Regions from separate parts of the Mus musculus genome. Here regions 2, 3 and 4 are each linked to region 1. A link is a loop called in an ENCODE intact Hi-C map of the cell type or tissue named here. Cell type or tissue: left cerebral cortex. All regions are shown on one strand.

Evidence for each region. A loop is a pair of places that touch in the nucleus more often than their neighbours do. Peaks named below come from ENCODE experiments on the same cell type or tissue, not always from the same donor. Only the 100,000 strongest peaks of a DNase experiment are listed, where the experiment ranks them.
Region 2: it touches region 1 in a loop (5-fold over the local background); 9 of 42 quality-filtered maps call a loop at or near these places.
Region 3: it touches region 1 in a loop (7-fold over the local background); 2 of 42 quality-filtered maps call a loop at or near these places.
Region 4: it touches region 1 in a loop (2.5-fold over the local background); 13 of 42 quality-filtered maps call a loop at or near these places.

What each region holds. Positions count from the first base shown.
Region 1 is chr13:37,449,422-37,457,421 of GRCm38, forward strand. No RefSeq gene overlaps it. Among named protein-coding and RNA genes, the nearest start is that of Gm4035, 18 kb to the left of the region's middle. In left cerebral cortex, CTCF peaks have their summits at 2,785 and 3,875 (motif pointing right); DNase peaks (open chromatin) are centred at 2,267, 2,772, 3,160, 3,901 and 1 more place; H3K4me3 peaks cover 1,191 bases; H3K27ac peaks cover 3,278 bases.
Region 2 is chr13:38,033,519-38,041,518 of GRCm38, forward strand. It overlaps Cage1 (cancer antigen 1), which reads right to left and starts at 3,419. Exons shown (of 13, transcript NM_027724.2): 1 at 3,301-3,419. Riok1 (RIO kinase 1) reads left to right here and starts at 3,471. Exons shown (of 17, transcript NM_024242.3): 1 at 3,471-4,013; 2 at 6,555-6,756. The coding sequence starts at 3,943. In left cerebral cortex, a CTCF peak has its summit at 3,761; a DNase peak (open chromatin) is centred at 3,665; H3K4me3 peaks cover 2,269 bases; H3K27ac peaks cover 1,205 bases.
Region 3 is chr13:37,500,125-37,508,124 of GRCm38, forward strand. All of the region lies in intron 2 of Gm30863 (a long non-coding RNA gene), which reads right to left. Among named protein-coding and RNA genes, the nearest start is that of Gm29590, 4.5 kb to the right of the region's middle. In left cerebral cortex, no CTCF peak of the experiment used is centred here; no DNase peak of the experiment used is centred here.
Region 4 is chr13:37,958,578-37,966,577 of GRCm38, forward strand. It overlaps Gm52041 (a long non-coding RNA gene), which reads left to right and starts at 7,701. Exons shown (of 2, transcript XR_003950625.1): 1 at 7,701-8,000. In left cerebral cortex, CTCF peaks have their summits at 4,955 (motif pointing right) and 7,207; DNase peaks (open chromatin) are centred at 850, 4,988, 5,731 and 6,052; H3K4me3 peaks cover 529 bases.

The DNA of each region.
Region 1 (8,000 bases):
GTAAGAATTGTGTTAGACACCACAGACACAAAAAAGAACAAGCCATAAAGTATACTGAATGCAACTTGGTGTTTAAATTCATAGAGATGCCCATAGAGATTGGAGATGGGGGTAAGAGCCTGACAATGGCTCTGTGCTGCCTTTCCCAAGTGAAGTGATGCTACGGGCACCAGAAGAACCATAATTCTTTTGAGGCGGTTATTTAGTGATATTTTTCAGCTACCCTCCAAAGCCAAAGTTCTTCTTCTCTTAGGCTTCTCTTTGACCTGTTCTTCATTAACCAGAGGTTCCACAGGATGCCTGTGAAATGACAGAAGAGACTCCTGGGTCTGCCTGGTCCCAACGGTCTAGTCTGAACCCACCACATTATAATTGAATTATCAATCAGACAATCTTCCTTTCTGCTTATTCTCATCCTAGAATCTGACTTCAATTAAAGGGTCTTTATCATAAAGAATTCTCTCAGCCGCACCCTATAGATCATAGTGAGAGAACTATAAAAGAAGCTCATCTGGAAGAAAGTATGAACCATCACGGGTAAGATCAAGGCCCTGGGCCGTCCTGTCTTCTATTTGCAGTTCTGATTGGAATAAGCAAGGAGTCTCTGTGAATGTGGATTTCCTTCATTGATGTTCAATGAGTTCATTTCTCATTCTGTGTCCTACATGCCTCAAAGACACTCGCTCATCATCAGGCAGAATGTGGGAAAGGCAGCCAAGCCTCAGGCATGGTGAGTGAGCAGCACAGAGAGTCCATCTCCCCTTCAAGAACTGCTGATCGCTAAGCTAGGTGTGCTGGCCCTTGCCCTTGGGAGGCTGAAGCAGGTGGATCTCTATGGGTTCAAGGCCAGGCTGACTCACAAGCACCAGGCCCAGCCAGTCTACACAGTGAGACTCAGTCTCTGGAAAAGAAAGAAAGAAAGAAAGAAAGAAAGAAAGAAAGAAAGAAAGAAAGAAAGAAAGAAAGAAAGAAAGAAAGAAAGAAAGAAAGAGGGAGGGAGGGAGGGAGGGAGGACGGACGGAAGGAAGGAAGGAAGGAAGGAAGGAAGGAAGGAAGGAAGGAAGGAAGGAAAGAAGGAAGGAAGGAAGAGAGAGAGAGAAAGAAAGGAGAGCTATTGGGCTGCTTCTAGAAACTTGGCAGGAATTTGACATTGGGACAGGACATAGATGTGGGCTCACATATCTTGATGATCCTGATAAGCCCCTTGAAACAGTGATCGTGAGACTTTGTTTATTGCTTTGTTTGTTCCTCAACCTATAGCTGATCTTATTCTTTGCATGTACTTAGAATGATATAAAAGCAGGCTGGAGAAAAATAAACCCGCTTTAGCCTTAGCACTGGTTGGAGTCATGCTATAATGTTGTCTAATTGGAATCAAGTTATAATGTTGTCTGATTGGAGTCATGTTATAATGTTGTCTAATTGTCTTTTTCTTTTCAATCCCCACTCCCTCCCTTGAGACCCGGTTGACTGACTGAGCTGGCTTGGTCAATAAATAAAAACCGTCTGCCAAGGCTAGCAGATACAGATTGGGACGCACCAAGTTTGGGCCCAGTCCACAAGGGGATTCCGTCTCCATGTCCCTTAGCTCCTGGTAGTCCTTACACAAAGTCTGTGCAAAGAAACCCTCTCGTAGAGCTCAGCATCTCTCATGACCATGTGCAACAGTCACTTTATCCATTCTCTTTAGGCTTCCTTTAGGTTTTCACGTTGCTGTGGCTTAGCTGTGTGTCACCCAAAAGGCTGCTGTATTGGAAGCTTGGTCTCCAGCTTGAGTTAATAATTGAAAGTGGTGAAATCTTTAAGAGGTGGATCCTGATAGGCAGTTAAGCTGTTGCATGAGGTTATTAGATTTTAGGTGGTTGCTGGTTTGGTTTGGTTTGGTTTGGTTTTTGCTTCCTGGTCACTAGGAGACCGGCAGCTTCATCAGCCACATGCTCAAGTTCAGCAAAACCAAGTGACGATGGACTGAAATCATGGACCAACGTAACCTTTTGCTTGTTATAAATTCATCAGCTCGGGTGCTCTGTGATGGTAATGGAAAGCTGACAGATACACAGATGGTGGTTAAGTGCCGTGTGCTTGTAAGGAGGTTCTAAGGATGTGGCCTTGGATCTGAGCAGCAATGTCTGAGAAAGCAAAACTCATGAGGTAACCAGTCTGAGGACAAACCTGGAATCTAGTCTTCAGCATTGCAAGTCCGATTTCTAGCTTAGTGGCTCAGGGCACTGAATCAGGCTCTTGGCAGGGGTTTTGCACAGCATTGACCCGGCACCCTGTGAGATCAGAAAGGGGAAGTGCTAGGCTGAGACCCATGCAGAGATGAGATGCTCTCATGAAGGAAGTGGGAGGAGAGCTGGCAGCTTGAGGGAGAAGCCAACTTACTGAGAGATGTTTTGTGATTTAGAAAAAGACATAAGGCAATTTTTTTTAATTGAAAAAAAGAGAAAAAGAAAAATCCATTGGTGAGAAAAAGACCAAAATGTACAGAGAAAGAATCAAAGGGGGAGGGGGGGTCATCGTTTCAGAGGAGATGGTCAAGGAGGGTAGAAATCCAGCCATGGGAAGATGTTTATTTTCTAAGAAAGGAGAAGGAGGCAAACTGGGAAATGTGGAGAATGTCAAGGATGGGGGCAGGAAATGCAGGAAGCTCGCAACAGATGGCCTCAATCTTCTAAGTGAGAAAAGAGGCAGCAGTTAGCTGGGTGCCGATGGGAGACTGGACTGGAGGCGTCCCTAATGGCCACGGGGGTCTGGGCTGGGTCCTAGGCTAGCCACAGCTGCACTTCTCAAGCCTGCCTGTAAACGGAGTGGCGAACAGTGTGGCAGTGCAGATTTCCAGACTTCTCCCTCGAGACGTGCATTCTGCAGAACTGGGGTGGCCCGAAATCTATGTCATCAGGTTGGGCTCGGAGAACACTTGCCTCTTTAGAGAAACTGGCCAGTGTGAGAACCGTTGCTCTCAGGAGACCCATAAACAACTGGGAAGCGCGACCCTGAGGGATCGCTTTGAATCCCTGCCTCCGCCAAACTCCTCCACCAGGAAGCTGTAGGGAAGAAAACCAGAGGTGGGGGTTAACTGTGTGCCTGTGTATCTATCCAGGAGGGAGGAGTCTAACCAGGTCTGCCCTGGAAGGCGAGGTATATCCGGAAGGGAGTGATCTAGCTAAGGCAGCAGAGCCTAGCAAATAGGGTGTGGCCTGGCCAGGGGGGTGGAACTGAGTCAGAAGGCAGAAAACATGGTCTCTAGCACGGGCGGCGAGGGAGTCCAGTGAGGGATGGTGTCTAGCCAGGAAGATGGAACTGAACCAAAGGAGGACAGACAGGTCTATGAAAGAGAACGGTCTCTCCAGAGTGTTGTGTTTGGAAGTCTGGAATGTTGCATTCACCATGCTTGACCTTGGACCACCCATAGCAGAGACCAAAGGCAAGAGAGTTCTGCTAGGCTATGGGCAAAGTCAAGACAGAGGAGCCAGGAGAGATGGAGAAGTGGGGAGGAGATGGAATCTCGGACTTGGGGGATGGGATAGGCAGGTAGTCCCCATCAAGCGAGGGAGGGCATACCCCCATGAGCACACTGCTTAGATCAATTGCATCTTGCTAAGGTAGAAATTTAGTGTAGGGGGAAATTAGATTTATATGGCAATAAACACATTCTACTGATTTGTAAGAAATGGAGAAAAAAGTCACCACCACCACCAGGCAGCATCAAAAGCTCGCAAAGATTTTTCTGAAGCTGTTTCCCAAGATTCATGTCTTTCTATGATGAGGCCCGTTTAAGAAAACGAGCTGAGACGATCCTTTGGCTTAGGAAATGGCTACCTGGCTTGATTCCGCAGACCTTTGGTGGACCTCCTTCCCAGCACCTCTGCCTTATGGCCTCAAGAGGGCGCTGCTCCACTTCCTAAACTCCCCAAAGGCAGCTGATGCCCTTGGGAGGCCTCGCCCTCAGTGTTCCTGCAGACATTTAAAGGGGAACACGCACAGAAAGAGACAAAAAATACAGTTTAACGCCTTAGCCTCTTACACGTGGTCCTCACAGGAACAACGGTAACACCAACTAGGAGCTTGCAGAATACGCCACGCCCCCACCACTGCCCCGACAGGCTTCTGTTTGAAATTATCAACATCTTAACGAGGTTCTCCTGGGACCTCTCTATACAAATCCACTTTAGAGAAGCAATGGCCTCGCCAACAAGGTGCTATTTCTTGATTATCTGCCCTTTCTTCTCCCCACCCCCCACCCCCCAACAACTTGGGCACTGCCTCTATAGCAGCCATCCCCAAGAACATTCTCTCAGACCTTACCACAGCTTAAACTCAACATTTAGTCTGTCCTTTCCAAGAGGAAGGTGCTTCATTTTAAGAAGCTAGGGTTTTGTTTTGGTTTTTTGTTTCTGTTTTTGTTTTTTTCTTAAGAATTATAAAGTTATTTTTGCTGTGACTTTAGTTACTTTTCTTGTGGCTGTGACAAAGTATCCGACCTTAAAGACACACCTTAAAGGAGGGGAGGTTTATTTTGGCCCATCTTCAGAGGACAGTCCATCTCCACAGGAAGGCATGGCAGAGACTCAAGGTAGCAGATAATCTTGGATGAGGTACAGAGGTGGACAGGCCTAAGACAGGACTGAGCTGCAATGCTCCAGGCCGGTCCCCCCTGCCCCGTCCTCCAGCTGGATTGTAGTTTTCAAAGGTTCTAAAGATTCCTCCAACAGCTGTGGGCCAAGTGTTCAACATAGGAGCCCGGAGGTGGGGGGAGTGGGCATGGCGGGGGATATTACAGGCTTAAACTATAACAAACCCCAAAACTGAATGCTTCAAAATTAACAGCATTTCTCTATCTTCTGGCTCCTATGAGCCAGGAATCTAGGTGTGGTTTAGCTGGAGACCTCTGACAGAGGTTGCAGTCTGCATAGGTTTGGGGCCTTAGTCATGCAGGGCTGTACCAGAGGGCAGCTCGTGTGAATTCCAGCTCACTCACCGGGAAGTCAGCAGGCTTTAGGACATCACTACCTCACTTCCCTGTCACTGAGCCATCCATCACTGTTAGCCATTGTCCCTTAGAGCAAGAATGCTGCAAGGGCTGGGGAAGGGACCCAGAAGCCAAGCAAAAGAAACAGGACATAAAAGCTTGGAAGTACCCTCCCATCAACTCTGACACACGCTCCTGGTTAGGTCTGAGTCATTAGGCGCAGCCCAGGCTTAAGGGGAGAGGATAACACAAAATCCGAAATTCCAGGAATTGGGGCTCACAGGACCATCTTTCAGGGAGTGATGTCACAGCTAGAGCCATGCCTCAACAAGGCAACTGCATCAGCACACAAGAACGTGACCTTTACTGTCACAGCCAAGGATGTCCTACAACCTGTAACAGGACATTGATTCTCCTTTAACCATGGCTTCCCAAGTGACTGTACATTAGAATATCCAGGGATCTAAAAAGAGCAAATGCCCAGGTCCTACCCAAGACCCTTGAACCAGGCAGGTGTGGGCCATTTGTTTGATTTTTCTGTTTCTTTTAAAATCTCCAGCCTGATTCTTTTGCACAGTTGGGGGTGAGATTAAAAAAAAAACCCAAATGATAAATAATTGTTGGGCCTGTGGTGATAGTCACTGAGGGAGAAGATGTAGGGCCTGGCAGCTTAGATTTCTGTGAGAGACCAGTTGGGAAAAGGAAAATAATCTAGGGAGATAAAGAGGAGGTGGGGGAGGGAAGGAGAGGGGGAGGGGAAGGCAGAGGGGAGAGGGAGCAGGAGAGGGGGAGGGGAGGAAAGGGGGCAGGGGAGGAGAGGGAAAGGGAGAGGGAGAGGGAGAGGGAGAGGGAGAGGGAGAGGGAGACGGAGAGGGAGAGGGAGAGGGAGAGGGAGAGGGAGAGGGAGAGGGAGAGGGAGAGGGAGAGGGAGAGGGAGAGGGAGAGGGAGAGGGAGAGGGAGAGGGAGAGGGAGAAGGAGAGGGAGAGGGAGAGGGAGAGATTGGCCTTAAGGAATCCTGGGATATTTGGGGGATAAGCAGATAAAGAGTGACAAGAGATGAGGAAGTTGTTACAATTGCCACCAAAACAAGGCCACCAGAGAGTTTCGATGCAACACTTGCAAGAGAGACAAGGAGGTAGGGATAATTGGGTCATGCTCCTCTTCCAGCACTTGTGATGCTGAAGCAGGAGGATTGCTGCCTTCATAGGCAACCTGAGCTAGAGAAGAAGCCCCAGGTCCTTGAGACCCCATATCACCACAAGCAAACAGTAACAATAAACTAGAAACTTATCTGGAGCCAGTCCGTGAAGGCCACACACTGTGTGTGACTCCAGCCACATGATGTTCTGAGAAAGGCAAAACCAAGGAGACAGGAAAGATCCACTATTGCCAGAGGCTTAGGGGAAGCGGGGGGAGGGGCGACTGCAGCTTAAAGGGGATGGGTATCTTTTTTTTTCTTTTAAGTTTTTATGCTGTGTGAGTGTGTGTGTTGTGTGTGCATGTCTGTGTGTTACTGCATGTTCCCACTTACATGCAGAGGCCAGGGGATCCTGTTGAGTACCCAGCTGTCTATCATTCTCTGCCTCATTCCTTTGAGTCAAGTCTCTCTGTACCTGGAGCTTGGCTGGTGTCCAGCAAGCCCCAGAAGTCCTGTCTTTGCTACCTCACCACACTGGGGCTCTAGGAGAGCGTGTGACTACACCCAGCTTTTTATGTAGGTGGTGGGGATTTGAACTCAGAGCCTCATGCTTACCTTGCAAGTATTCTTATCCCCTAAGCCCTGGTAGACTCGTAGCTTAATTCACTCTCTGTGAACCCATAAACGGAACAACACCAAGACAGAGCCCTGCTGTACACTATGGCCTTTGTGTGATCACAGTCTGTCGATGTATTTATCAGTTGTGACAAATCAACCACTCCTGTTAGGATGGCAATAATGGGGGGGTGCCTGAGGGTTGTGTGGAAAATCTCTGTGCGTGCCCCTTTTCAACTGTGTGTGAGCTCGAAACGGCTCTAAAAGAAATAAAGAATTTAAAGAGATCAAAAGTTGAAAAGGAAGTCTGTTGACTTTTCTAATCGTTAGCTATACCTGCTGGCTTCAAAGAAATATGAGCCAGAAACACAGAAGACTCAACAATAGAAACGGCCCTTATCCTTTATCCCATGGTCTATAGACATAGAAGCTCAGAGCTGGAGCCGGTCCTCTCGCTTTTTACCTCATCATTTCATTTCATAGATAAAGAAAATAGGGCACAGAGAAGTCCCTCGGGGAGAGGGGAAGAGTCGATGCTGGGATTAGAACTCAGCTCCTCCAGTGTGAGCCCTCGGTTCTGATCACAGGCCACATGTGCACAGAACATCTCTTTTTCCTAAAAACAAAACAAAACAAAAACAAAAACTCCTTTGTGGAAAAAATAGGTGCATGCATATTTAAATGTGATTGTGTGCCACCAGCAAGTAGGTCAGTGCTTAATTCTCTCTAAAAATCAGCAGGTCAGTGGGTTGAAAACGTTCACCAGAGTTTAACAAACTCAGCCTGAGCCACACCTACTTGGAGAAAGGAGAGACTTGAGAACAGCCATTAGTAGCCCCTGGCTGAAGTGGCTCTGTCCACAACAGTAAAGGGCTCCATTCTTCAGGCAAAACTAACCTTGACTTCCCCTCCCTACCCCTAGCCTGCCCAATCTGTATCTTGGCCACAGTTCTTACTCCCAGGAACTGGGTCTCTCCCATTCCTGTTGCTATGACCACGAGCCTCACCCAAAGCATACCAACGCTGCAGTGTGCACAGATCTTTGGCCAGAGGCCAGGCAGATGCAGAGCAGTTGGGGGTTGGGGTGAGGGAGTGTCCTTCTCTAAGAGCTGTTGGTCCAAGACTGGTAGGGGCCTCTTTCTCTCCTGTCAGCTTGGGTCTTTCAGGGCTGTCCACTTGGCTGCCCAGCTGTGAACGAGCAGTGGTTGCTAATTTCTCTCCCCTGCACCAACTACTCAGAGCCTCTATCCCAAAACTTAAACAAAGAGCTAAGC
Region 2 (8,000 bases), 580 kb after region 1:
TGAGTACACTGTAGCTGTCTTCAGACACTCCAGAAGAGGGCGTCAGATCCCATTACAGATGGCTGTGAACCACCATGTGGTTGCTGGGAATTGAACTTAGGACCTCTGACAGAGCAGTCAATGCTCTTAAGCACTGAGCCATCTCTCCAGTCCTGATTTGTATTCTTATATTTTTGGTTGTGCACCTAGCTTTTAATGGCTGAGCTATCTATCGCTCCAGCCCCCTGATCTGTATTCTTATACACATCCATCAGGAGATAGGATATGTAGGTGTAGCCATAAAATCCAAATTCTTCTGTTTGTCCATGAGGCATTCAAACCCTACATCCACATCATTTACCCAGTACTACTCCGTACAAAGGGATGCTTTCTAACATCCCAGCCGTCTGACTGAGCCTGTGCCTCTCCTCGAACCTTCCAGAGTTGGCTTCCTGTTGCTATAACAAACAAACATAACCAAAACCAACTTGGAAGGGTTGTGGCTTCTACTTCTGGTTCACAGTTTATCACTGAGGGAACGCGGCAGAAACTCAAGTAGAACTGGAAAAGACCACTGCTTATTGGTTTGCTCATCTACCTTTTTAAAAACAACCCAGGCCCATCAACCCAGGAATGGCCCAGACCACAGTGGGCTGGACCCTCCAGCAACAATACATGATTAAGAAATTGCCCCACAGAAATGCCCACAGGGCAGTTTGATGGAGAGCCCCCAGATCGAGCTTTCCTTTCCCCATGTGACTCAAATAGTGTATGAAGCTGGCAAAAGCCAGCGCACCAACTGTCTAGCTTTACAGTCTCTGTGATGGTATATTTGCGTTGCTCTCTCATAAGTCACCACTGTCTACTGTTCAGTCTTAAGCTGCAAGGGTGTCACTAACTTTCCATATCCACATTGTAATTGTCCAGCAAGGAGTCTAGAGTTTCTCAATACTTCCTGCACACACACCAGTCCTGTTCCATGCCAGCTCTCTTCTTTCTTGGGCCTAATTTTCCTATTAGATGTAATTATGTATGTGCATGTATTTGTATGTCTGTGCATGTCTGTGCTTGTGATTCAAGGAGTCCTGGGAAGCCAGTGGTGTCCCCAGTGGTGTCCGAGCTGGAGTTACAGGAAGAGGGGGGTCACCTGACCTGAGCACTGGGAACCAGACTCCAGTCCTTTGTCTGAGCAGTATGCACTTTCCCAGCTGCACCCACATCTCTAGCCCCTGATTTTCCTATTTACAGTCTTCTCTTTTTACATCTAGTGGGATAGATTAGTTCATGGCTTTTAAAACTTTTCCTACTCACTATGTAAAGTTTACATGCACATAAAGTAGAATTACAAACAAAACACTTACTGATAATAAATTATACAGAAATTTATTTTAAAATTCTTTTGATATACATATAATTTTACTACCTGTTAAATAGGAAAGCAAATTTACATACTAATTAGATGTGTTTATCTGACATAATACCATCCAAAGATATACTATTTTAATATTTATCTGCTGAGAAATGGAACCAGGAAAACATTAGGTCTGCTTTCTGTAATGAAACGATTATTTCTGTAAGACCAGAAAACTGCAATGTACAGTAAAAAAAACTCTGCAGTTCATAATGAGAAGTCCAAAGCCTTGGGAATAAAATTTTCATTTCCTGGGAGGCACACTGGGTTCCCCAGGAGTTGCTGACAATGGGCCTTCAGTCAGATGGCCCTGACTTAGGGAGGCTAAGTCTGGAACTGCTGGAGGCCACCTAGCTGGAGGAGATAACAAGGCCAGAACAGAGCTGGTTTCCAAAATTCTTTGGTCTCAGCAATTACAATGAAACTAGGTTAACAACCAATCAGAATTGTACTAATGTTACTGCGTTGCCCCCCTATTGGAGGTTACCTAATCCTTCTGGAAAATTCTCTTAGCCCTCCATTAAAGGGGTCCATGAGCCCCTCAGGTGGTTGCCGTTTTGATAAATGGTTGGCCCCTGAATGCTGGTAATTTCTTCAGTAAACACTCTTCTTGCCTGTGCATCCTATTTGAGTCTGGGGTCTTCCTTCAGCTATTCTTGGACCCTAACAGGAACATATAAGTTTCAAATCTGAACAGAGGTATTTCAGGCAGTTTGCTGCTGTGAGTTGGTATAGTGGTGAGAACAGTGAAAGCTGTGTGAAGTTATCATGGGTGAATATTGCCCGAAATTTGTCAGATTCACCCCACCGTTTAAATTATGAATCAAGTTTTGGGTGTGGAGAATTTATCATGACTCTCCCCACCCCATTATGGGGCCATGATCTTTAGTTAAGAAACTCTGGTCTACACAGTTAAAACACAGGCTGAAAATACCCCCCATTCTAGTGGCATATTATCAGATTGTCTCAGTCTATCCTTAGTACCTGTCTGCCTGGATGACTTTGTTAGATTACTTATTTACTGAAGACGTTTTCAAATCGATGTCATCATTTGGTAAACTGTAAAAAACCAAGTAGGCTAAGGAAGCTAGGCAGGGCTGCTGGAGGACTCAACCTTGGGCTCACCTTTCCCGTCCTGCAAATAAACACTACCTGTTCGATGACAGGGATGTGTTAGTGCCTTAAATCACTTTCCAAACGCAAAATGTTTCTTTTCCATGGGCCTGTGACTTGCAACTACACTTTAAAAAATGTATGTGCCTGTTTAGTATACCCGTGCCATGTGTGTGTAGGATCCTCTGGAACCGGAATTATAGTAGTTGTGACTGGCCCAACCAGGTGCTGAACCAAGCCACCACCACCCAGGCTTGGTTAGCCATTCTACCTAAATCCATTGTTTGTTTGTTTGTTTTTTTTTTTCTTTTCTTTTTCTTCTTCTTCGAGGAAACAGGGTCTCTCTGTGTAGCCCCTCCTGTCAACAGGTTGGCCTCAAACTCAAGAGATCCGCCTGCCTCTGCCTCCCAAGGGATGGGATTAAAGGCGTGTGCCACCACCGCTCGGCTTGAGTTAAAACCGTTTGAAGATAATGAGGGCTTGTGAGATGGCTGAACAGGAAAAAGCGCGGACGACCAGAGTTCGGTTCCCGGAGCCCAAGGTGGAAGGAGTAAGCCCTCAAGTTATTCTCTGAACTTCACTCACGGAGCACGCATACACAAGCGCGCGCTAGATAATACTTAACATTTTAACATTTAATAAAGGCAGAAAGAGGTGTCACAAGAGTTCCTGCCAAACGCAAAAAAAAACCTTGAACTTCCCAACTTAAAAAAAAAAAAACAACAAAAACCAACCACTTGTATCATTGCATCTCAAAACAACGCACCAACGTTTCTAGAGAGCAAAAGTGTGCTCACTTCCATGATCCATCGAGCTTCTGTGACTCAGGCTAAGGATTCCGGGTTTCCTCCCGGCACACCGGCTCCGCGGGAGGGAGAACACCTTCCAACCGTCCCCACCGAGGGCACCAACTGGTGCGTCGCAGGGCGCTCGAACGCCCCAGTGTGACGTCCTCCGGACCGCACCTGGGTCCAGAGGAAGAAGGTCAGAGGACGCAAGTCTTCAGGAGCAGCCGGAGGAAAAAAAAAACAGGCTGACTTCCTATGACCGTAAACGCCATGGTGGAGCAAGAACGAAAGGCTGGGGAGCAACAAGAGCTACACATCCCACGCTACAAACAACGCACCACGCCCACTTCACATCGCGGATTGGTCTTTCCCGGCCACCGTCACGCGCATGCTCCCTGAGGGCACTAGGGTTTGGAGAGGCCCTGCTGGTGGCATACTTCCGGCGTTGCACTTCCGGCCTGTTGGTGGCCGCGTTTGCCGAAACCCTGTATCCTGACACCCCGGTGGCGCCTGGTCGTTGCCTTCTTGGGCCTGGCGGTTGCCGAGGGATTTGAGGGGCGGGAATCGCGGAGACGCGTTTGGATCCTCTAGGTGGGAAGCAGGCTCTTCCGATCGCGGCCTCAGGGGCGCCGAAGGCTCACACCCCTAGCCATGGACTGCAGTCTGGACAGGATGGCTTCGGTGGTCCCCGGGCAATTTGACGACGCGGATTCCTCAGACAGGTAGGCGGCCGGTGGTGACACAGGGACTCCTCCGATTCCGCCAGCTCCACATTGGGCTCGGGGAGCTGACAGCTGACGGCTTTGGATTTTTCTCGGGGTGAGCAGCTTGTGAAAGCTACCTACCTGTCAGTGGGTCCCGGGACGTTTAGCAGAGAAGCAAGAGTTGGGGACCACTGAGGAAGGTGGGCCTTTTTTTTTTCCTTTCTTTTCTTCATACAGGCTTCCATACACAGTGAGCAAAAGTTTTACCTCTGCGAGTATGATGAACAAGACAAATCAAGTCACTACTGTCTTTTTGGAAAGGAGGGCAAACCAAGAGGCTAGCACCTACAGCGTAGCGGAGAGAATTGAGGCAAAAAAGGGAGGCCAGCCAGGTCGAGCCTTCCAAGTGACTGTGAGGAGTTAAGATCCTGTTCAGGTCTTACAGGCCAGAGGAGGGCTTTTGCAGCGACAGAGCATCCGTCATTTGATTTATGAATTAAAGGAACTGGTGAGTCATGTAGAAGATGTTCGTAGAGAGGAGTGGAGCAGAGAATCAGTAAATAAATAAATAACCAGCTTCAAACCGGATGGCTCCTAGAGCTGCTGTCGTAGAACGACTTCGAGGTAGCAGTGTTGAGGTTTTGTGGTGAAATTGGATGTGAGGTCCAAAAGCAAGCAGTGACGGAAAACTTCCCGTTCAAAAGAAAAGAGAATTTACACATAGCCATTTTGAAACAACAAAGAGTTTTGCGTACCTTATAGTCAGGAAGATTTTATTCATCAATTGTGAGCGGTTGTGATAAGTATATATATTGACCACTCTGTGTGTCAGATCGAGTGGTAGGGAAATATTGGTGACTACCGTTTTGATTGCCACAGGGGTTGGCCTCTGCTAGGGGAGATAGATATTCACACGAGGTAAATTATTTGAATTAAAATTGGTGAATAGTACAAAGGAAAAAAATGAGTGATCAATAACATATGGTAAATAGAGGGTAAGTAGGGCTTAGCCGGAGATGTTGGAGATTTCCAGCCTTCCACTGAGGAATGGGCACATCATCTCAGAGAAATCCTTACGGAAGCGTTTAAGTGGGAAGAAGGGACAAGCTTACTTTGCCCACAGGCCCCATACACGCAGGATATTGTGAGACTGCACCCATGGTCCTCTGCTGGATCTGATTTTGCCATTGCACCAATCCAGAGACATTTTTATATGTCACACCTGGGCTGAGACACTAGTGGTATCTGGTAGGTAGTTCCGCATAAGACAACCTCACAGCAGAGGATTGACTAGTTGAGAGCATTCACATAGTTGTGCCTTTAACATACCTGTCTAGATTATTAGATTTGTAAGTGAAGAGTAATTTATGTATGATACTTATGAAGCCCTAGTAAACTGCAGCTATCAAATGATAGTCTCCTTCCTACTCATGCCCGTGGGCATTTAAAGCCCTGTGGGCTGTAGCCAATTAATAAATTGGAGTTGACGACTGAACTTATTTAAGACCCATTGGGGGCCAGGTGTGGTGGTACAGCGTCTTTAATCCCAGCACTCTAGAAGCAGAAGCATCTGATATTGATGATTTCAAGGTCAGCTCTAGCTTCATAGTGTCTTCAGGGCAGCCAGACCCAACAGGGAGCTCTGTCTCAAACAAGACTAAACAACAAAGGGGAAGGGGGTGGGAGAGGCGGGGCGGCCTGAGGTGCTGGGGATTAGGTCTGTGGCAGAGTGATTACCTAGAGAGGGAAAGGCTCTGGGTCCTCAGAACTAGAAGAAAAAAAAATGGCTCTTTTTATGGTCAGGTGAGGTACACACATCTTTAATCTTAGCACCTGGGACACAGAGGCAGGAAAGGTCAAAGCTAGCAACACTGAATTGAATTTTATTGAATTTGGTGGTAAATATGTTTTGTTTGGAATGTACAATGTTTTAAAAAAAATTGAACCTGGCAATTATGTGAAAAAAATTACATAAATATTGAGTGTTTTAGCTTCTTGAAAAACTAGGAAGATCAGTAACAACAGGGTCTGCATCTTTTGTGAACCTCTCCTCCCTTTGGCTGTACTTTTGTCTCTCTAGACCACTTCTCTTGATAGTCCCCCCTTGTTGTCCTATACTTGGCCCACTTCACTGTGTAGTCTTGGGCCTCTCCATCACTGCTTCCTTTTATAAATAAAGGTGATTTGGAGTTATTTGTGTCTTAGGAGTGTCTTGCTACGGCTCCTGGTATTACAGAGAGTTAAGGAAAGGCAAATTTTGATACACACACCCCTGAAAGTAGGTGTATGAATGATTTGACTAGAGTCTGGTCTTGTGCACTAGTCAGAGTCAGTTCATTTACCCAAGATGATAGTGTAAATTCTAACTTGACTTAAGGCAAAAGCAAAGCCAACACCCACTGACGGTACACGGACGTGGAGAATAAAGCATTGCTGCAGATGAGGAGACAGAGAACTTGATGTTAAGAAGACGGAGCAGATTGGGGAACGTAAGGTGTGTATGTGTGTGTTTTTCCCTTTGGAGGATGGATAAACATGCCAGAACATTCTTGTTCCTAGTGAAAACAAAGAACTGCAGCCAATCCATGCAGAAGATGGCGGCGTTCTACTTAAAAGCCTCCAGAATGCTGCAGCAGAGGTGAAGGGCGACGCTGAGACCGATGAGGAAGACGACTATGATGATGATGATGATTGGTACTTGGACGATGCAACTGGAAAACTCACCAAGGGTTGTACCTGGAATGGCGGCAGTAACTATCAGGTGTGTAAGGAATTCTGTAAATCTGTGTTATCTGCTTGTCTGTGTTCCAGTGTGTGTGTGGGGGGAGAGGGGGACAGGCCGGGTGTCTTCCTCAACAGTTCTCCACTTCATCTTTTCTTTATGTGTGTGGATGTGTCTGTGTGAGTGTATACACATGTGTGTGCACATACCTGTGCGCATGTGGGGAAGGCAGAAGTGGATACCAAGTCCCTCCCTTGGAGCTGGAGTTACAGATAAATAACTAAACAGGGATCCACAACATCTAAGCAGGTTCTTATGTGTGTGCTGGGATCCAGTTCCAGTCCTGACATCACTGAGCCTGAAGCTCACTGTTTAGCCAGCCACTGGCTCATGTCTTCCAGACACCCTTCTCTCTCTCATCTGCCCCAGTGCTGGGATCACAGATGTTTGCCACTGAGTTTGCCTTTTTATGTGGGTGCTGAGGACTGAACTTAGTTCTCAGACTTGAATGAGAATAATTTATGGGCTGAGCCATCTTTCCAGGCCATGTAGTTTTTTAAAAAGGCTTTGTGATTCTGTAGGATATATTGTCTTAGAGCCCTGGCTTTTACTGATTTTTTTTCTTTCTTTGTGCTTTTCATATTTCTCATAATTTCTTGTATTTGGATTCTTTCAATAATCAGTAAATGTTAATAGTTACTGAAGTGTCATAAGATGAATGAACTTAAAAATATACAAAGGAAAAGCCACAACTAAACTATTAACTGTAGACCATTTATGGAACAGAAATGGGGCTGGGAATGTAGCTCAATAGTAAAGCATTTGGCTGGCGTACAAAAGATTCTGGGGTCTGTTCCTGGCTTCCCAGCACAGCAGGGGGAAAAATATTGAAACTCATTGGTAACTAGAGAAGTGTAGCTGAGCTGGTGGTACAGTACTGTAGCCCCAGCTACCTGTGAAGAAGAGGTTTAGAAGGATCCCAAGTTCAAGGCCAGCCTGGAATACAAAGTAAGTTTTGGTAACTCCTATACTAAGTCACTGGTGAGACTGGATAATTTCATCATGGACTGTGTTACACTGTATATATATATATAGTACTGTTGGCTACTGTAACTGTTTGTTCCTGGTGATTATAATAATTGGGCACACAGTGCATTTGTGGAGCACTTGCCTACCATGTATCCTAGGAGTCCAGTCAGTCAGTCTGGCATGGATGTGATACGGTCTGACTTTTACCTATTGTGGTGCTAAGAGTCAAACCCAAGGCCTTTACATACTAGGCA
Region 3 (8,000 bases), 51 kb after region 1:
AAGAAAGAAAGAAAGGAAGGAAGGAAGGAAGGAAGAAAGAAAGAAAGAAAGAAAGAAAGAAAGAAAGAAAGAAAGAAAGAGAAACTAGGTGTTCCCAAAGTCTGCCCTCAGGGACTCAGAACTAGAAACTATGTCATCACTAAATGCCAATTCTTTAAAAGGTCCCCTCCAGATGGCTCTCTTGCTCTTTTTCTGTCTCCTAGTCTGTCTGTCTGTCTGTCTCTATATCTCATGTCCCCATTTTGAGATGGTCTTTCATACCCCCTACCTCCAAGTCTCATGTGTGAGATCTGTTGTGTGATATGATCCTTTTGGCATGCTTTGGCCGGGGCCGACTAAGGTACTTTTCCTCTAAGACCTAATATGTTCAAACCATAACACCTTAAAAAAAACTCACAAGGAACCCACACAAATCAACTACACACATCACAGCAAAACATGTTGCCACCATGCACATTTAGTGTTAAAATAAGAGCTCCTACCATAGTCTTTCAACTACAGAAAAAAGGAAGATAAATACCAGCAGACTTAAAAAAGAAAGAAAGAAAGAAAGAAATTTGAACTAGTACACCAAGATTGGGGTAACAGTGAGAATTCAGTAATTAATCACCGTGAACAAGCTGGTGTATTATGTAAGGTTGTTAATCTAATCTGCATGGATTGGCTTGCCTTTCAACTTGGTACACTGTGTGGGGGCAGAGTTTGCTGATAGCTGGAGCCTGGTTCCTTAAAGCCAGGTTACCTGTGATCCAGTAATAAAGTGTTTAGTTCCCAAGGGAACTCAGTTACCCTAATGAACACATAACACCTTACCGCCATGCCCCACCCCCCTTCCCCAACTGAGGGTGTTAAGCAAGCTAAGACCCAAGATCTATACCAAAGATATAGATCAAATCCTGGGTTTAGACAAAGCAACAGGGCCATTTCCATTCATCGGACTGATGCAAACAGGTTTCATCTGGAAGGATCTGGAAGGCAAAGGCTTAGAGAGTCTGACCTGGGTCTAGCTTAAAGCTCTGTCACTCACCTGGACCTGTCCCAGGTAAACTGGAAATTTCAAGGCTCAGCCAGGTATGAGACTAGGCAAAAAGAGAAAGATAAGATGTGTGAGCTGGGCCTAACCCCTCACACTTCCACGGGTGATACTGACACCTCCCCCCCCCCCAGCCCTGCCAAATGGACAGAAAATAAGGTGAAAGCTAACAAGAGTCAAAAAAAAAAAAAGACTCAGCAACTGACTCTCAGGACCAGCTGCTCTGTCCTGGTGAGCGTGACACTACTGCACTTTCTGGTCACAAGGGAAAACTGTATGACAGTTAAAATTCTGAGCCTCTAGGCATTGTGTTGGTCAAAACAATGAATCTCTGTTTTCTGGACTGATTGTATAAAGTTTAGGGAGCTTTCACAAGGAGTCGAGGGCACAGAGTCAAAAAGCTGATCTGTGTGTCCCTTTAGAGCACCTCTCCTCAGCACGGAGGCAGCTGGGTCCATGTGACAGGGTCTGGGAGACTCCCTGAGTGCCCATGGGTACATGCAACCTACAGATTACAGAGCAAGGGAGCCAAGAGACAGTAGGGGCCATCGGCCAGAGGCGAAACAGGGATTCGGGTAACAGAAAACCCTGCTGGAGTCAAGCAGAAATCAAGGCAGGCAATCCAAGGATGGGAAAGCCTGGGCGGTAGCCACTCAGAGAGAGGGGCAGGTGAGTTTGGAGCTGGTGATGACCGAGCCCTGGAACATGCTTTAAGTGATAGGAAAAGAGCCTGCGTCCTCTCCCGGTTGAGGAGGGAGTCACTAAAACCACTGTCCTGTTTGTTTCACCAATCCTAAGGATCCCGAAGTCAACTGACAGCAAATCTAAAAAGGGTTTCTCCCTGAATCTCATCTTCTCAAAGGAAAGAATTCAGCCAAGAGCTGGAGACATTTCTCAAAGAAGCGTATCTAGCCAAGGGAGGTACAGAGCAAGGTATACTATACTGGGGAGGAGCACTCCAGAGTGGGGGATAGCAGCTTACTAGATTTTGTGTTCTGCATTTTAAAGACTTTTTGTGAATATTTATAAGGTAAATCCCATAACATATACCTCCCCCCCCCAAAAAAAAATCATGGTGGATCAGATTTCCCCTGAAAGGTATATCTGACCCACGATCCTCTTGAAAAGCTCACAAGGAATTGTGAGTCAAACCAACCACGCAAATGATGTTATAATGAAGCTGGGAGTCTTTTGAGGATGTAGACTCTTAATTAGTGTTAGTATCTGGCAGCATGGAGTGTTCTCTAGGGCCTGAACTTCCGACATGGCAGAAAGAACCTAGCCTTAGCTTCAAGGATGCTTAACCACAAAGGGGCATTCTGACCACCGGAAGACTTGGCTACTGAGATTTATCTGTGCTTTTTCTTGGTGTCGTGTGTCACTCCTTGCTGACAAGGTCTCATAATCCCCAGTACCACTATCTAGTGAGACACAAATATAGGAAAACCACCTCACAAATTACACAGCCACCATTGGGTTTCCCAACCCAGAAATGCTCATTAGAATGGCGGAAACAGAATGGTGAGGGGTAGAGATTTGAGGAGACATTTGAAAAGAACATGGACACCAGAAGGGTGAAGCATAAAGAGAGAGACACTACGGTTGGCCATGGCTTGTTATCTGTAAGACAGACGTAGAGCCTATCAGAGAAACCAGTTTGATTCCATTCCTCTGGTCAGTTTTCTCTTCCCACCATGTGGGTCCCTGGCATCAAACACCCATTCTGTCTCCTTAAGCCATTTCTTTTCCTCTTAAACCGCATTCATCTAATGGGAAAGAGTATAGTATGGCCTTATACATGACTGAGCAGACAATATGCTACATGAAAGCTTGAAACCTAAGTGATCCTTTCTATATATTTGTGTCAGTATTATTCCTACTGCTAAACAGGTTGCCAAGGACTGGACACACACACACACACACACACACACACACACACACACACACACACACAAGTCTGCTCTCTACGTATATTGGTATTATATCTGCGAATTCAGCTGACCTTACGTTGAAAAATATTTTTAAAAAAAATTGTGCATGCACTGAACACGTAGTGACGTTTTATTTGTCATGACTCCTTAAACAATATGACAACTATTCATATTGTGACCGATATTATATGTAACATAGAGATTGTTTAAGTGGAGGAAGAGGAGTGGCGTCTGTGCGAGTACACCATGTTTTAGACATGGTACTTGAGTGCTTATAGATTTTAGTATCCCTGGGACTCATGGAGCCAATCCCCTGTGAATATAGACCGATAACTGTGTTAGCAATAGAGCAAAAAATGAGAGGTGACATTGCTCAATACCCATAAGCTAGGTTAGGGGATGAGTGAACACGTGGGAAGCAGGTAGAAGGGCACTCACTGCTAATGGAGGTAACAGGATTGAGCTGCCACAAAGTGGCAACGTTGGCCAGCTGAGAGCCAAAGACTAGGAGCCATCGGTGGCGTTGCTGGTGAGTCTTGAAGCCAATGACGGAAGGGCGGTGTTGCCACAGTTTGACTGTGTTCCCAGATTCAGGTATTGGAAACCATCCCAGTATGGCCCTGGAAGATGGAGCCTACCTAGTCAGAGGTCTGTAGCTTACTGTTGTCACCATGTGGGAGGGGTAGCTGTCAGGGGAATGAACTTGTTATAGGACAATTCTCTTTTTTTCTAACTTATAGTACTATATAGTACTAGATCTATTATATATCCACACATGGTTTTCTTTTTTTCTTGAGAATTTCATACATGTTTCCAATGTAATATGACCACACCCCCATATCTCTTCTACAAGTCCTCCCAACATTGTTTGTTTTTTTATTTTTGTTTTTGTCTTTTGACAACCCAGTAAGTCCAGTAGTGCACAGGCATGAAGCCATCCACAGGAGCATAGAAAGCCTATGTAGCTAATGGCTACATCCTCAAAAAAAAAAATTCTTCCTCCTTTAGCAGATACTAACTTCTCCTTCGTAAGGGTGGGGCCGGCAGAGTACCTCTTCCCTCCCATCTAACGGCAGAAGTTTGGTTGGTTTGATCTTTGCAGGTAACCCCAGAACAAATGCTACCAGGCTCTGGATAACAGTCTTCTTCAGAATTAAAGGAGTTGGGGCCATGTCCCCCATGTCTCTGACTCCTTCAGGAAGGTCTGCACACCTGGGAGTTATGTCAGTCAGTCGGCCTGTTGAGGGAGAATAGCAATGAAGGACCCAGGTTACAAAATCAGCCCTGCCCTGAACATGCGGAACAGCGGGTCTATTAACATCTGCTGGAGTGGATGAGTGCCAACAAAATAAAAAGGTCTATAGTAGAAAATATGTTCTTCTTAATACACCCAGAGGAAAATGTTGTCTCTGAGGAGGCTGCATTTGTCGCCAGGAACACTGGGGCCACATTGTGTCTAAGCAGCTTCCCACCAGCTGATAAAGACCATGTGTCTGTATGTTTCTCCTTAACAGCTCTCTTCGAGGTCACTGGGCACCAGAAATGGAAACAGAAATGGCAGTTGCTATAACGAAAGCAGGTGGCAGGCTCTGTCCCTGGGGGAGGGGAAGATTTAGGTGGCCTAAGAAGAACAATGCTATGAGCTGCGGGTGCTACTTGGACACATGTGCACGCGCGCGCACACACACACACACACACACACACACGCACACGCACACGCACACGCACATGGATACAGCATTTGAAGCATTCATACTGCTGTCCCGATAACAAATGAGAACTTGTATGATGCTGAATGAAGGTGGTGGCCCTGGGACTGGGGGATGGCTCAGTCTGTAAAGTGATCACTGTACAAGCACCGCGACCTGAGTAAAAGACTTAGCGTGGGAGCACATGCCTCTAACCGCAGTGACAGTGGGAAGACAGGCTTTTATCCCTGAAGCCTGATGGCCAGCCAGCCCAGCTAAATCAGTAAGCTCTGGGTTTAATGAGAGACCATATCTTGTTTGTTTGTTTGTTTGTTTGTTTGTTGAGACAGGGTTTTTCTGTGTATCCCTGGCTGTCCTGGAACTAATTCTGTAGACCAGGCTGGACTCAGAGATCCGCCTGCCTCTGCCTCCCCAGTGCTGGGATAAAGGTGTGTGCTATCACCACCCAGCAAGAAACCCTATCTTTAAAAAATATTCTATATCATATAATATATACCAGATTACATATCTATATCTATATCTATCTATCTATATACACATACATACATATACATGAGGTCTTTTTTTCAATTGTGGAACTTGAACTCAGGACCTTTTATATGCTAATCAAGTATTCTGTACTGTGCTATCTCTCCAGTCCTATATACAGTTTATGTGCACAATATATAAATGTATGTGTATCTCACCCTCCAAGTGAATAAACAATAATTAGTGTATAGTTAGAATATACACAGCACAAGCTGTATGCCAAGTGGAATCTATTATATATAAATGTATATGATATACATATATGTATATAATGTGTCAGTTCATACACTGGTTATTTTCAGGCAAAATGGTCTGATTTAAAGATGATACTATAGGTCAATATCCTGATTTACAACCACTTTGAGCTCCGGCTGACTTTCCCAGGTCTGTGATAAAGCAGCCCTGAAAATCCCCCTCTCTGGCAGCCCCCTCATGCCAGCTTAACCCTAATTGCCTGCAGTAAGTCCAATTAGAGGCAAATCAGATTTCCCCTTCATTTCATCTGATGAGGTACGCTGGCAAGTCTCTGCCACCCTGTCCAGGGTGAGGGGAGATGAAGGCTGCAGAGAGAGAGGAACCAGCCATGTGACCTGGCTGTGTGGGTCACTCTCCGCCTGCTCCTCCTTCTTCCTGCTCTCTCTCTCCTCTAGGATTGAAAAGTCAACTGACTCTTTGTGCTTTTTCTTACTCTGTCTCTCGTTTCAGGGCCTTTCTCTAGTCACACACACACACACACACACACACACACACACACACACACACCGGATGCAGGTCAGTGCCAGCACAGAAGGATGTAGGCTGTTGGCACAGCTAGTATATGACACCAGGACACAGACACCAGGCCTTGGGCTCCACGTGAAAGGCGCCCTGGCCAAAGCCTTCTCTCCCTGCCCCTCAAGGTCACAGTGAGAGATTACGAAAGGATGGAAAAGCACTGCTCAGAAAATGGGCCACAGGGACTTTCCTCCAGCGAGGAAGGAGCTAACAATGTTTGGCCTGGCGCAGGTCAGCTGAACTCTGTAGAGGAAGGAAGCGTGGAGCGAGGGATACCCCCCAAACAAGCTGCCTCAGCTCTGCCCAGCAGAGGTTCTGGGAAAACGGGATAGGGAGGCAGCCGGAAAGCTCTGCTGCTCGGGAGATTCTGGCATTCGAGCATTTGATTTAGAGCGTCTCTCACAAACATTAACTTGTTTCCCCAGAACCAAAAGCTGCTCTGGAACAGTCACGCTTTCTTTCTTTCTTTCTTTCTTTTTTTTCTTGTTATGTAGCCTAGGCTGTCCTCGAACTCTCTCTCCTCCAGTCTCAGTCTCCCAAGTGCTAGGATTACAGGCGTGAGCCACCACGCCCATCTTATTTAGGATCTTGCAAGTGAGACAAACGTTCTAAAACAGGTATTTCCTCAGATGCAAAATCCATAAATAGAACAGGCTGGGGAATCCTCATCTCTCTTCGAAAAATTATTTTAGATCAACAAATAAGAGTCAATCCTCAAGTGTGCTGGCGAAGGCAGGGCTGTTAGGCGCTATGGCAACGCTGAAGGACAGAGTTGGCTTCCAGGAATGCAACAGACACAGCATCTGGGGACAGTGACATGATGACCGTACCTCAGCAACGGAAAGATTATTCCTTCATAAACAACCACCACCACCACGTGGGCACAGCCTCTGAACCATACTCCTGGCTTGAAAACATTTTGGGTCTGAACCTTTTTGCAGATGGTATCAAGTGTTTATAGGAGAACTGGGCCTTGGGAGAATCCCAGAGGTTCAGCTTTTATTCGGGGTTAGCTGATTCCCAATCAGCAAAGAGATTGCCAGTCACAGCATACCCACGGGAGGTGACCAATGTAGAGCTGGGGACTCCAGGTACAGACACTGCCTTCTGCCCACTCTGAACGTTTCTCCTAACCATGGCCTCCTGGTCTCTCTTGGCAGCTGCCAGCCTACAAACCCGTCTTACCAGTTCCTAGGCAGCCAGCCATCTTTTCTGAATGCCTGAATCTCCAGCCCCTTACCTGGGAGTGGCCTTGAGGGAACTGCCTAGTTGGGTGTTGGAGTTCCACCCTACAGTCCTGGCCTGGGAGACCACGTTGCACAAAGAAGCCATAACCTGGCCAGGGCTGCAGAGAAACACCCTCAGGTAACGCAGGCCCTCTGCAAGAAAGCCAGGCCCCTTCCTCCCCAACCTTTCACCTCTCCAGCCTAGGAGCCTCAGGCCTGAAAGCCCAGCTGGAATTTTTTTCTCCAGGTTAGATATCAACCCTCTGTTGCTACAGCCGGCTACCCTGTTGCTTGTCCTTCCCCAGACAGAAAGGGGGAGTGAATGTCACTGACCCTGTGATTCCAGCTTGCTGTTGATAAGCAGGCACCAGCAGAGGTTTTGTTGTTTTGTTTTTTGGGTTTTTTGTTTTGTTTTGTTTTGTTTTTTTCCTGATTCCCTTCACTGTCAGCATGGAATTAGCCAGTGAGAAGGAAGGATGCCACAAGGCCTGTACCCTAATGTCACACTGACCCAAAGCTGGAGTAAGCTGTGGCTCTATAGCCCTACAAGGGGAGAGAGGACTAGGAGGCAGACTCACCAGGCTCATTGCTCATGAATTGAAATTATATACACATTTATTATTATTATTATTATATAAAAATAAATTTATATTTACTTACGTTTATTTTATGTGTGTGAATGTTTTGCCTGCATATCTGTATCCTATGGGTATGCCTGATGCCCAGGGAAACCAGAATAGGGAGTCAAGATTTCCTAGAGCTATACTTACAGACAGTTGTTAGCCACCATGTGGGTGCT
Region 4 (8,000 bases), 510 kb after region 1:
ATAGCTTCGGAGGCTTCCAGCCACGGTCAGTAGTCTCACTGCCAACTGTAACCGTGGAAGCTGCTTATCTCACAGCAACCAGGAAGCAACGAGATAGAAGGCAGAACCAGCCTCCCTAGGGCCTCTTGAAGGGCACAGTCCAACAATCTCACTTCCTCCTACTGGCCCTGCCCCTTAAAAATAAATCCCTCTATCTTCCAGTAGCATAATGTGCAAGGAACTGAGTCTTTACCTCAGAAGCTGTGGGGAGGAACTCCAGAGCCAGATGATGTCAGCCTTTGGGGTGGAGGAGTATAAAATCGGGAGGGACAAAGACTCAAGAGTGACGCTCTGAGCTGCACTCGTGCCTCAGTTGCTGGCAGACCTAGTAGGCAATAGCTTCATCGTGCTTGTTCCAGGCTTGCATTCGTTACTTGTCTGCGGCTCTGATAAAACACCATGACCAAGGTAAACTCGTGGGTGAAAAAGAAAAGTTGATTTGGGCTAACGATTCCAGAAGGATGCGGAGTTCATCGTGGCAGAAAGGTGGAAGCACTCAGCAGGCTTAGCAGCTGAGAGCTCGCATCCTGAACCACAAGCTTGAAGCAGGGAAGCCTGCCCCCAATGACATACTTCCTCCAGCGAAGTCCTACCTCCTAAACCTCCCCAAACTGCCAAGTGTTCAAATGCCAGCGCCTATGGGGGACATTCTCTGTCCATCCGCTCTAGGGTTCCTGACGTTTGCCACGCCCAGCGGCTGCCTGCCCGCTCCCAAGGAGGCGGGGGAGGGAGGGGTGAGCAGGGAGAACCGCTGGGTTTATTTTAAACCTATAATTGAAGGTTGCTCGTTAACAACAACAAACCAGTGCTCTCCAAGCCAAAGCTGCCAAAGTCAGTGTCCTAAATAAGGAACACAGCAGTCGCTTCTTTCAGGGGAAGGAAGCTGGAGCCAAATAGGGAAGTGACCTGCCTGGCTTTGACTGTGGGCTGTCCTGAGTCCTGCCTGCCTCTCACAGGAATTGACAACATGGTGAGGGCTGGACCCCAGGCTCTCAGATGAGTGGGGTGGGGAATGTATAGCTGCTCATTAGCCCCGCCTTCCCACAAAGACACCACACAACTCTCTCACATAAATGGTAGTCCTACTATGCATGAAAAAGTTAGGGGCGTCAGGGAAATGGGAAGGGGGATAAAACAAGCAATGAAAACTGAATGCAGCCCCGGATATTGCTTCCGTGGCTCTAATTGTACTACTGGCTAGGCAGAGAGAGGTAGCAGCTCTCTGTGAGTTCAGGACCAGCCTGGTCTACGTAGAGAATTCCAGAACAGTTAGTGCTGTATATAGAGACCCTGTCTCAAAAAAAAGCAAAACCAAACAAAGAAAGAAGCAGCGAAACCCAAAGGCAGTTATCTTACTTTCCATCCAGTTTGCTCACCCTGCAGAGTGCAAGTCTTAGGTTGCCAGTCCAGTGAGCTGAGGAGGAATAAAACCCTTTCCTGTCAGAGCAGGGGTGGAGGAAAGTGACAGGATCTGCCTTGTGAGGGTGAAACTGCCTATCGCACACACAGCCCAGCACGTGCACGGGGTCAGGTGTCTATGACTGGAGGATGTGTGCCCACCAAAAGGACAGTGACTGCATAAAACGAGGACACATGGCTCCGGTCAACTCTGGAGGCAGATGTGGTGTGGTGTGCCCTCCTACCCCAGGTGGCTGGTGAGGCCCCCATTCTCCTGATGCATCACAAGTGCCATTCGACAGATGTTTTTTTTTAAAGCTCTGCAGTGATGGCTCACACCTGCTATGTCAAGATGGAACATCAGAAGTGTGTCTTTGGAGCTGGTGAGATGGCTCAGTGGTTAAGAGCACTGACTGCTCTTCCGAAGGTCATGAGTTCAAATCCCAGCAACCACAGGGTGGCTCACAACCATCCATAATGAGAAACACATTTAAAAGACCAATGGGCCCAAGGGAGCAGGGGTGGGGGTGGGGGCAGAGAATGTTTAAAGAAAGAAAGAAAGAAAGAAAGAAAGAAATGTGTCTCTGCCTTCCACACCCTCATCCAGACATTGTAAGACAAGTCCCTCGGTTGCTTGTTGGAAATCCCATTTCAGACCTGCTGATCCAGGATTTCAGGCAGCCAGGTTAAACATTCCAGGTTCTGGAGCTTGGGAAGGTCTACCGGCCACAATTCCAGAAGCTGGACACTGTCCAGGATTTTGCCCTCTCTCCGCAGACATCTCTCTGTATCACTGGGAAGATGATCAAGGCTTCTCTACAAAATGCTATCATAGAGACAGACAGGAATGATTGGTTAAGAACACTAGCTGCTCTTTCAGAAGACCCGGGTTCAATTCCCAGCATCCACATGGTACCTCAACAACCAAATGTAAGTCTAGTCCAAGGGGGGGGGTGTCAGAGAACCTCATCTAGCATCCTTATCTGACCTCCAAAGGCACCAAGCATGCATTGACGCACAGATACACATGCAGGGAAATACTCATATGCTAACAGTAGTTTTCTGTGAGGAGCGGGTGTGGCAGCAGTCCCAAGTTGGCGCCCAGGACTGCAGCTAAGTCTTATGACTTGCACCTGACTTCCTCATACACCTGAAAATAAGCCACGACCATCGTGAGAGCTGCACAGGTGCACCATGATGCTGGCGGTTTAAACAAGTCCATATTTGGTGGAGACATGCCCCTGCTGCCCTGATTGGCTGAAGCTGCATGCCTGGTGAGGTGACATGGCCTGCCGTGAGTGAATGAGGGCTGAGAGTATATAAGAGTGAGAGGCCCGGGTTAAAGAGAGAGATAAAGTTGAGAGAGATAAAATTGAAGCGAGAGAGATGAAGACGGAAGTTTGCTGAATAAACTGCTGTTAGAAGGACTGATGGTCATGTCGTTCTTGCTGGTCGAGAATAGGTGCGACAGTTTTCATTATTATCTAAACAGTATCATGTTTGCATGGACCTTGAGCACCTCTTCCCATAATTTCTATGTTTTCATTTATTTAATGTGTGTGCACACAGAGGTCAGAGGACAACCTGTGGGAGTCAATTTCATCAAGTTGAAATCTCAGTAGGAGGCCCCTCTACCTGCTCGGAATACAAAGTAGCAGCTGCTGTGGGAATGGTTGTTTAGTTACATTGTTTAAGGACTAATGACAGGGAAATCATCCACTATATCTTCACACAATTTTTTTTTCAATTTTTTTTTCTGAGACAGGGTTTCTCTGTATAGCCCTGGCTGTCCTGGAACTCACTCTGTAGACCAGGCTGGCCTCAAACTCAGAAATCCGCCTGCCTCTGCCTCCTGAGTGCTGGGATTAAAGGTGTGTGCCATCACTGCCCGGCTTTAATACATGTTTTTCCATCCACTGCTGCTTATATCTGCAGATGTGGACCACAGGGACTCAGGACAATGCTAACGCAGATTCTATGCTAACCTTCGACTTTGGGGCATTGCTTTGACTGGAAGAGCTCTCTGAGATCTGGTGACACCACCAGCTCTTCCATAATGTCTAGCCTCTTCCCCAGCCTGTTCTCACACTCTCTGTGTCAGTACAGTGAGGTGACCCCACCCCACCCGCTCCTTATCCTTCTGAAGAAATGTTCTCAGCAACTGTGGCGGGGTTCAACCTTGGTACTCACTCGGACAGCTGGGTCCTCCAGAATACTACCATGGCTCTCCCATCCGCCTGAAACTTTGGGCCTCCCTGTCTCCTGACACCCACATGTCCTTCAGTCAGAGCTGGTGATGTAATGTATGGAACTTTGTTCAAACAGTGGGGAGAGAATTTTCCCCTCTCTCTTCTCTAGAGACCTAGTTTTCAGCCAGGTGCGATCTCAGCTATGCAGGGATCTAAGGCAGGAGGATGGCTGTCCTTCCATGTCCTATCTGTGTGCGGCCATCAGAAGGCGCTACCTGCAGTTAGGGTGAGCCTTTCCACTTCAAGCAATCAAGGAAATCTCACTGTGGATCCCACCCCCAGCAGCTTGCCTTCTGGTTGATCGTACGTCCAGTTAAATTGACAGCCATTGGCTTAGGCAAGAGGGACTGAAGTTGGAATGGGGCAGTGCTCAGAGGAGCAAGGGCAAGCTCAAACTCATCGCTGCGTGGCTGAAAAACACAAGAGGGCTAAGTCAACACATCAGTGGTGTAATTTGGGGCCTGGGAGAGATGAGGCTGTGATAAGCCGAAGAAGCCTACGGAGGACCTAGGTTGATGGATCACGAGATTGCACGTCCTGTCTTGTCAGAGGTTCCTAAATGAGCCTTGGTTAGCAACTGAGGAAAATCCAAACCAGACCAGCTCTGACACAAATGAGAACATGTCAGCCTGGCTCACGGGAGTCCAGACAGTGGCCTTATGTGCAGGCAGATCCAGCTACTCTGGGGCTAGCTCAGGAACCTAGCCTGTGCTGCTAGTCGCCCTTCCTCCTCTTTTCTTCCCCAGCAGATCCCCAGGTAAGGCACTGATAGTGGCCCCACTAGGTCACTGAATGAGCTGAGCAAACCTAGAAGCTTGTCCTGCTAAGAGACCAGGGTCTCTTCTTCCTGGCCAGCCTGCACCCAGTCCCCATGTCAGGCCACAAGCTATTCATGTAGCAAATGAGCCAGATGTCCCTCACTGCCTGGAAAGACCATAAAAGGTGGGCAGAAGAGTCACCTCTCCCAGTCCCTGAAACTATCACATTGGTATATCACCAACCCTTATCCTTAATAGTCTTTCTATTAAGAGAAGGTTCCTGGGCCTTGATCCTCAGAAGAACGGACCCAGGTCATGTTCCTAGCACTGGTCCACAGGAGGTGGATCCCAGGAGGGTGGAAACAGGAGGTGGTCTCTGGGAACTGGGGCCCAGGAAAGTGATCCTCAAGAGGAAGCCACCACCCAGAAGGTGGTCCCCAGGAAAGTTGTCATCAGGAGGGTGATCCCCATGAAAACTTGGCGGTGTAACAAGAAAGGGGATGGCTGTTCACAGAAAGTCCTCTAGGTGGCGCAACGGAAACCTAGGGAGCTCTTGAGAGCCACAGCCGGGAGTGAGTCATGCAGGCGAACTAGTTAAAAGCCGATGTGGAGAGAGTTGAAAAGGAGGGAAGAGAAGGAAGAGGAAGAAGGAAGGGTCAAAGAGGAGGAAGGGAGAAACAGAAAGTGGGGGAGGGAGAAGACCTAGAAAGAGTAAAGACCTGGTAACGGAGCAGCGGGGGCGGGGTGGGGAGGAGGGAGGAGTGGAGTTCAGAGAAACTGCCCGAGGAAAGGGGGGCAGTGTGTGTGGTCCTTGTGCCAGCCTCCCAGGGTAGAGGCTGACACCAGGAGCCGGGAGGGGATGGAGGTGAAGAAATGAAGCGGGAGAGTTTGACAAGAAAAGGAGAGATTAGACTGTCATCTGAGGGGGAGGGGTGCAGGGGACTGGGGAGTCTTTGGGGACTAAAGGGGGCAGATACAAGAGAACCAGAGAGGAGAGAATTGTTACTAAGGCAAGAGAGAAAGGGCTTTCAGCTGCTAAAGAGGAGAGGGAGGGAGAACTTTGCAGAGTCGGTGGGAAGGAGAGTGGGCGACTGATTCCCTGAGGTGGGGACCTGGGAAGAAAATAGGGGAGCACGGAGGTCAGTGGTGATAGAAAGGACGGTGGAGAAGTTCCGTTTGGTTCAGTGATGTGGGTGGTTATTTGCAAAGAGCCAGCTGGTGGCAAGGACTGGTTTAGGAACGAGCACAGGACAGTGTGGTGCCAGGGAGGCCCTTGTACAGCTGGAGGGACAGCAGATCTGGAGGTGAGTATGAAAACCAGCTCAGCCTTGAGAAAGGAAATGCAGATGTTTGCTACCTGTGCCAGGCACGGATCCTGTGTCCGGGGTGTAAGGGAAGGATAGAAGCATGGAGACTGGGGCGCGATGTGCCAGGAAGGAATGAGGAGAGTGCCGAGCAGTGGCAGGAGAGACAGGAGGCTGGCAGAGGCAGTGGCAGGAGAGACAGGAGGCTGGCGGAGGCAGTGGCAGGAGAGACAGGAGGCTGGCGGAGGCAGTGGGGTCGAGCAGGTTCTTACGAAGCAAAACAAGAAGTAGACTAAGTAAAAATATCTCAAGTCCAAATCCAAAGGCACCATCTGCAGGTCCCTCTTGGCAGCAGCACAGCCAGGGACTCTGGGGCCGTCCCACCACATGACAAGTCCTCATCTGATCAGCTGTAGCAGTCAGGGACAATGGCTGTGAAAATCCCAAGTAGGCTGGCTGCCTTGCAAAGGGGTGGCCAACCAGCCTCGAACTCTGAGAAGCTGCTGTGTGGGCCTCACCCCGGCCTTCCCTCAGAGGACCTGAAAGAGGCGTCCTCACTCGGGGTTACTCTGTGGCAGGAGGCCAACACAGGGCCATTTCTTGCCTGCAGAAAGCAGCTGCATAAGCTTACTCTCCTGTCTTTGGGAAGTCATGGAGGTCTCTCTCTCTCTCTCTCTCTCTCTCTCTCTCTCTCTCTCTCTCTCTCCACCTCTAGAGTGCTGGGATCAAAGGTGCGTGCCACCACAACCAGCTACGGAGGAGGCCTTGGGGGGAGTGGGAGTGGAGGTGGGGGACTAAAAGACACCTGTCTCCTTCCCCGCCACCACTTGTCACTGTGAAAGAACACCTGACTACCAGGACCCTACAGAGTGGGGCACCCGGACAAAATGAGGCTGGTTCACATCCAAAGAATCGAACGCAATCTCCATCAGGCAGGCCTCACTCCCATGTCCTCGGTGTCTGGCCTCTTCAGGGGAGCCTGACTGACAGTTTAACTCTTCTTCCCAAACCTGGCCCCACCCACCCTGCTTTCTGATTGGATGACCTGGGAGGCCCTAATCAATGATCAGTGTGGGGCCCACAGAGCGCCTGTCTGTAGCTCTGGCCTTCCTTCCCAAGTCCTTTCCTCCAAGGTTGGTGATTCTCTGTCTATCTGTGACCACACATTCGTCACCCGAGGAGCATCCAGATGCCCTGGAACAGTGATGGTGTGACCTCCCTCCCTCAGGCCAACTGAATCAGCAAGGTCAATTTAAGGTCATCCTGGACCGCAACAATGAGAGCGTGTTTGTTTCAAAAAATAAAAATAACAAAAAGGTAGTTACTGCAAGAGTGATGTCGTCTCTCTCTGGGACATGTCGGCTGTCGCTTTTTCTTTTTCTAAAAGAGAACTGGGCATTGAGGAAGCCAGCATTGTCACTTGTGGTGGGGCTGCTGCTGTGACCCTGGATGCTGACGTCCTCTGTCGGCTGTTCTTGGAACTGCACCCCATCCAATAGATCACAAGTCAAACTCCAAGGGAAGGTACCCAACAGGTGTCCACGGATCACTGGCCAGTGGGAGTCTGTTTTGTCTCCCCTCGATCCTCTACATCCTCACACCATCTGCTGGGTCCTGAGTCTGGACTCAAGTATTTATTTGTCCATATATCTGAGTTGGGTCTCGCTGTGTTGCCTCCTTTGACCTCTAACTCCTGAGATCAAGCATTACCTGGGACTTCCGGGGGCCCCACCCTGGCTTCTGAGTTTGATCTAGAGAAAGAGTTCAGAATCGTAAAAAAAAGAACGGAAGGGCTTTCTATGTGCTCGAGAGCATGGAAGGCGCAAAGTGTCGATTCGAATCTATGATAAAGTGAACCATGAAGTTAGGAAAAGTGGGGTGCTGGCCACCCTGCTGAGATGCAGCAGCACCCCACCTCCCCAGGGGTTCTTTCAGACTTTTTTTTTAAGCAGGCTCTTAAGCCAGCCCCCTGAGATTCCAGAGTCTGCCTTAGACAGGAGTGGGATGAACGTGGGGGTGTGGGAAGCGCTCGTGGCTCACTGGAGAGGTTGTTGATTTACCCGGTATGTGACTGTGTATGACCAGGGTGAGCCAATGTCGGGTGCAAGGCTGCTTCCTGTGGCCAGTCTCCTGCCTCCACCCAAAGCTCCAAATGTGCCCTTTCCATGAGTCCCGCAGCACCGTCACTGCACACACCTGTGAAGATGGAGCAAACGATTGCCTTCACCTTTGACCTCCCGAGGCCTGGCACC